Regions from separate parts of the Homo sapiens genome. Here region 2 is linked to region 1. Evidence: read pairs that join two places in POLR2A ChIA-PET (ENCODE). Cell type or tissue: Panc1. All regions are shown on one strand. Each heading gives the region's core, and the rest is flanking DNA. Links, peaks and the distances in the headings are about the cores only.

Region 1 (2,911 bases), core at 308-2,807:
TACCATAAGTGTACCAACTTAAAAAAACAAAACGGCCAGGCACAGTGGCTCACGCCTGTAATCCCAGCACTTTGGGAGGCCGAGGCGGGCGGATCACGAGGTCAGGAGATCGAGACCATCCTGGCTAACATGGTGAAACCCCGTCTCCACTAAAAAAAAAAGTACAAAAAAATTAGCCGGGTGTGGTGGCGGGCGCCTGTAGTCCTAGGTACTCGGGAGGCTGAGGCAGGAAAATGGCGTGAACCCGGGAGGCGGAGCTTGCAGTGAGCCGAGATCGCGCACTGCCCTCCAGCCTGGGTGACAGAGCGAGACTCCGTCTCAGGAAAAAATAAATAAATGAAGATTACAGTTCTGTAGGTTGAAAGTCCCATAAGTCTCACCAGCAGAAATCAAAGGGTCAGCAGGGCTGCGTCTGTTTCCAGATGCTCTAGAGGAGGATCCGTTTCCTGCTCATTGTGTCGTTGGCTGAATTCAGTTACTTGCAGTTGGAGGACTGAGGTCCTTGTTTTCTTGCTGACTGTCACCTGAGGGCTGTTCCCAGCTTCTAGAGGCCGCTCACATTCCCTGGTCTCCTGATCTGTGGCTCCCTTTCTTCATCTTCAGTGCCAGTAACCATGTATTGTTTCCCTCTCATGGCTTCAAATCTTTCCTCCTTCTCCTCCACTGTCTTCTTTCTCTCTCTCTGACTGCAGCCAAGAAAGGCTGTCTGCTTTTAAGGCCTCACATGATTAGATTGGGCCTCCCTGGATGATCTCCCCATCTCAGGCTTCATAACCATAATCACCTGTGCAGAGCCCCTTTGCCATGTGACATTATCTAGTCACAGGCTCTGGGATGAGTGTGGATGGATGTCTTTGCGGGAGGAGCCATTATTCTGCCCACCATACGTGTCCTCCTTTTTTTGTTGTTGTTGGTTTTTTTTTTTTTTTAGAGCCAGGGTCTCACTTTGTCTCCTGGGCTGGAATGCAGTGACATGATCGCTGTTCCCTGCAGCCTCTAACTCACTCCTGGGCTCCAGTGATCCTCTCGCCTGAGTATATATATAGTACTACAGTATATAATATATAGGACTATAGGTGTGAGCCACTGCACTTGGTTAATTTTTAAGTTTTTTTAATTTTTTTAAATTTATAAAACATTGCTATGTTGCACAGGCTGGTCTTGAACTCCTGGGCTCAAGTGATCCTCCCTCCTGGGCCTTCCAACGTGTTGGGATGACAGGCATGAGCCTCCGCATCCAGCCAGGTACTCTCCTTTGAGTCATATCATTGAGGAGGGACTCCTGTGGCATTTTCCCCCTGCTGGCGTCTGGATGTTTCATTATTTGTTGACTTTCTGTTCTGAGCTGTCAGGTTCCATGGGTTGCTGGCAAGTGGCTCATCGCCAGGTAGAGAGGCTGCCATTCTTTGCTAAGGAGTAATGTTAGCTTTTTCTCCTTGGGGACTGGTCTTTTTATCTGAGAACTTTGTCAGAAACCAGGAAAATATTTTTTTATTGTAGCTTTTGGCATCTTCTATTGAAATGGGGTAGAAAGTGATAAAAAAAAAAAAAAAATAAAAGCACCCAGAATAGTCAAGTTAGAGTTGATCTTCCCTTTTCTTCACTAACCTCCTCTTTGGCTCCGTATTGATAATTGAATCTTTCTGAACACCAGTTTTTAAAATAAACGTGTTTTCAAAGGTCAGATATCATAATCCCTCTTAACAGGGATGTTTTAAAGTAAAAGAAGTGAAAGCTCTGGGAACTTTAACCTTTGTACCTTTGTCTCCATCTTAGCCATCTCATAGCAACAAGTGTTTATTTAGAAAGTTCCTGCCTCGAACTTGGCTCCATTTTAAGGGGGATTTGGAAGAAGTTTACAGCATCATCCCTAGCCTCAAAGCTTGCAATTTAGTGGGGAGATAACACCAAGGCCAGCTCACAGCACATGGCCTTGGATAGCTGAAGTCCTGTCATTGAGGGTTATGTGATGATGACACAGGCTTGGGTTTGAGTGTGCTTATGAAGCCCCTGAACCTTACCGCTGGGCCCTTTAGCTATTCCTGTGGGTGCATTCCTGTCCCAGGCTTGTCGCTGAGGGGACAGAGGCCGTACCGAGTTTGATGCCAGTGTCCATAGGTCTGGACTGCGTGGTTTAAGCTGCAGTGCCTGGGTTAGAGCCCCTCTGCGCTGGCTGTAACTGCCTGTGCAGAAGCCCGGCCTTCTATGCCCCTGTTAGATTCTCTTCCTGGAACCCCAGGCTCTTCCTGCCTGAGACTTCCCCTCATCAATCTTATCCTTCCTCTGGCCACTTCAAGACTAGAGCCCTGCTCTGCTCCCAGTTCCCAGCCAGGGGCCCCAGGTTTCCACCCTGAACCTCTTGGCTATGGGTTTGCTGCCTTGAGGAGAGGGGGTTGGCTCTCTCCTGATTGTCCCCTTCCTTGGAATGGGTCTGATGAGGGCCTAGACTTCTTCATCTCCTGTCACCGCCTGCTAAGACCTGGCAAGGGCAAATACCCGCTAAGGAGAGGAGGAGCAGGGTATGTGTTTGTGGTACAGAGACATAACCTATGTGTGGCTCAGGAAGCCCTATGGAGGTGGTGGTGGTGGTGACGCTACAAAGGCATGAGATCAATCAGGGTTGAGTAGAAAGCCTGGCATGGTGGCTCATGCTTGTAATCCCAGCTCTTTGGGAGGCTGAGGCGGGAGGATCGCTTGAGCCCATGAGTTCAAGACAAGCCTGGGCAATTTGGCGAAGTCCCATCTCTACAAAAGATTGCAAAAATTAGCCAGCCGTGGTGGCGTGCCCCTGTAGTCCCTTCTACTCAGGAAGCTGGGGTGGGAGGATTGCCTGAGCCGGGGAGGTTGAGGCAGCAGTGAGCCGAGATTGTGTCACTGTACTCCAGCCTGGGCAACAGAGCAAGACCCTGTC
Region 2 (2,911 bases), core at 195-2,694, 130 kb before region 1:
AGTGAGCGGAGATCATGCTGCTGCATTCCAGCCTGGGTGACAGAGTGAGACTCTGTCACAAAAAAAAAAAAAAAAAAAAAAAGAATATTAATGGCCATTGCAGTGGCTCACATCTGTAACCCCAGTGTTTTGGGAGGCCAAGGTGGGAGGATCTCTTGAGGCCAGGAGTTCAAGGCTGCAGTGAGCTATGATTGTGCCACTGTACCCTCTGTCTAAAATGAAAATTCTTTTGTGCTTACTTCGGCAGCACAAATACTAAAATTAAAGCAAGACAGAGAGAAGATTAGCATGGCCCCTGTTCAAGGATGACATACAAATTCATGAAGCAGTTTATATTTAAAAAATATATATGTTGAAAACTTTTCAGGCCAGTCACGGTGGCTCACGCCTGTAATCCCAGCACTCTGGGAGGTCGAGGCGGGTGGATTACCTGAGGTCAGGAGCTTGAGACCAGCCTGGCTAACATGGTGAAACCCTGTCTCTACTAAAAATTCAAAAAATTAGCTGGGCATGGTGGCGGGCACCTGTAGTCCCAGCTGCTCAGCAGTCTGAGGCAGGAGAATCACTTGAACCTAGGAAGCCGAGGTTGCAGTGAGCGGAGATCACGCCATTGCACTCCAGCTTGGGCGACAAGAGTGAAACTCGGTCTCAAGAAAATAAAATAAAATAAATTATTTTTGGCTGGGCGCGGTGGCTTACGCCTGTAATCCCAGCACTTTGGGAGGCGGAGGCGGGCAGATCACCAGGTCAGAAGATGGAGACCATCGTGGCTAACATGGTGAAATCCCGTCTCTACTAAAAAAATACAAAAAAATTAGCTGGGTGTGGTGGCAGGGGCCTGTAGTCCCAGCTACTCCAGAGGCTGAGGCAGGAGAATGGCGTGAACCCGGGAGGCGGAGCTTGCAGTGAGCTGAGATCGCGCCACTGCACTCCAGCCTGGGCAACAGAGCGAGACTCTGTCTCAAGACTCCCAGCCTCCTCAGTAGCTGGGACAACAGGCGCCTGGCTAATTTTTTGTATTTTTAGTAGAGATGGGGTTTCACTGGGTTAGCCAGGATGGTCTCGATCTCCTGACCTCGTGATCCGCCCGACTCGGCCTCCCAAAGTGCTGGGATTACAGGTGTGAGCCACCACGCCCGGCAATTATTTTCATTTTTAATTATTATCAATACATAGTGTATATATTTATGGGGTACATGTAATGTGTGGATACAGGCATACAATGTGTAATAATTGCATTATTTGTAATTGTGATTAGGGTATTCATCGCCTCAAGAATTTATCATTTCTTTGTGTTATGAACATTACAATTCCACCCTTTTAATTAATTAAAAATATGCAATAAATTATTGTTGCTGTAGTCACCCTGTTGTGCTATCAAATACTAGTTCTTCATTCATCCTATTAAGAAAAAGTTGTATTTGCTGTTATCTGATGCCTAACAAAAAAAATAAGTACATAAATACGTAAAATAATTTTAAGATAGGAACAACAGAATATTAAACCAAGCGTGAGGAGCTTAGGGCTCTATACAATTAACTATATGGGTTGCACACCTATGAAGCTTGCCCTGAAGCTAAGAAGTTAAAGAATTTTTAAAGAGGGGAATGTCAAGGAGAGTGAAATTGGAAAACAGGCTGTTGAATTTGATGATTTGAGGTTACAGAGACTTTCAAGAGAGTGGGGTGGGGGACAAAAATCAGATCATGAGGGGTTTAAGGGTTGATTGCTTGGAGGATGAAGTACAGCAGTGAGAAGTTGGGCATTTGAAGAGAGATGGTCCAGTAGTTCAGAGAGCAATTGGGTTAACGAGCAGCTGTTTTCAAATAGAGCCGACACGATCTTGTTTATTGGCTTGGATACTGAGTGGGAAAGGCTGAAGATGCAAGCAAGAGGAATAAGTGAGGACACAAGGTTTGGAAGTGGCAAACATGTTGTGATTAACAATAATGGTAGAGAGATGATAAACTTTGCAGTCAGTCTCTGAGCCACCCTGGAGTAATGGAAGAGAGAGGGTCATAAAGACACAAAAACATCAAGAGAGAAAGCGAGATGTCAAACATAGCTCCGAGCGGGCTTAATCATTAGGCAGCTTTTCAGGGTTTCAGGGATTTTTGTACTTTTTCTTTATTATACGCAACAGGACCAGCCCCAAACATGAAAACTGATTAATTTGTGAAACTAACACTCCATGATTTTTGTAGGCTATCAGCTGTAGGAGGCATTCTTGCTGTAGTTTGAAGTGATGGGGATTTAGTTAGAATTAACTGTCCATCACATGCTCTCTAATGAGGTGAATGACATCCTTGCCCTAGCTCATCTTGTAGAGAAATACAACCGCTGGCAGAAATGAGTTCTTCCAGTGTCTTCTCCCCATTTTAGTTCTATGTTTATTCTTCTGTACTTACTTCTATTACAATGTGAAACATTTCAGGTATTTTCTCCCAAATTTATTCTATTGAAACCACCTACAATTGTTTTCAGTTTCAGCAGAAAAAAATTCCCTTGAGGATTTCTGAATGCTAAGGTATGAGAAATAAAAGAAACACTTGTGTAAAAATTTAAATCACATTAAAAAAATTCCCTTTTGTTTGAGAAGGTAAAAACATTTGATGTTTTAAACATCCAAGAGGGTAAGTGAGCCCAAAGGATGGACTGCTGTTTAGTTAAGCATGAAAGGACTTTAGAATTGTCAGTTATTAACTTCTAATTTGTGTGAAAGAAACTTTGAGAACTTTCCCTTTCTATAACTAGTAATTAAGCCATTATTCTAACAGGGGCAATTAAGGGGTGAGTGTTTAATAAAAAAAAAAGATAATGGAAAAGACTCTACGCCCCAAGACACATCAAGACAAGGAATGGCAGCAGCAGCAACAACAAAAGGAACTCAGTTTGAATTCACAAAGGAAAT

Evidence for each region. ChIA-PET counts read pairs that join two places held together with the same protein. Peaks named below come from ENCODE experiments on the same cell type or tissue, not always from the same donor. Only the 100,000 strongest peaks of a DNase experiment are listed, where the experiment ranks them.
Region 2: POLR2A ChIA-PET joins it to region 1 with 9 read pairs; 5 of 35 experiments call an interaction of 5 or more read pairs at or near these places.

What each region holds. Positions count from the first base shown.
Region 1 is chr5:16,811,570-16,814,480 of GRCh38, reverse strand. The region is part of intron 3 of MYO10 (myosin X); the gene reads left to right. Among named protein-coding and RNA genes, the nearest start is that of MYO10, 120 kb to the left of the region's middle. In Panc1, for the core only: no CTCF peak of the experiment used is centred there; a DNase peak (open chromatin) is centred at 1,320.
Region 2 is chr5:16,939,272-16,942,182 of GRCh38, reverse strand. It overlaps the pseudogene RNU6-660P. Among named protein-coding and RNA genes, the nearest start is that of MYO10, 4.4 kb to the right of the region's middle. In Panc1, for the core only: no CTCF peak of the experiment used is centred there; no DNase peak of the experiment used is centred there.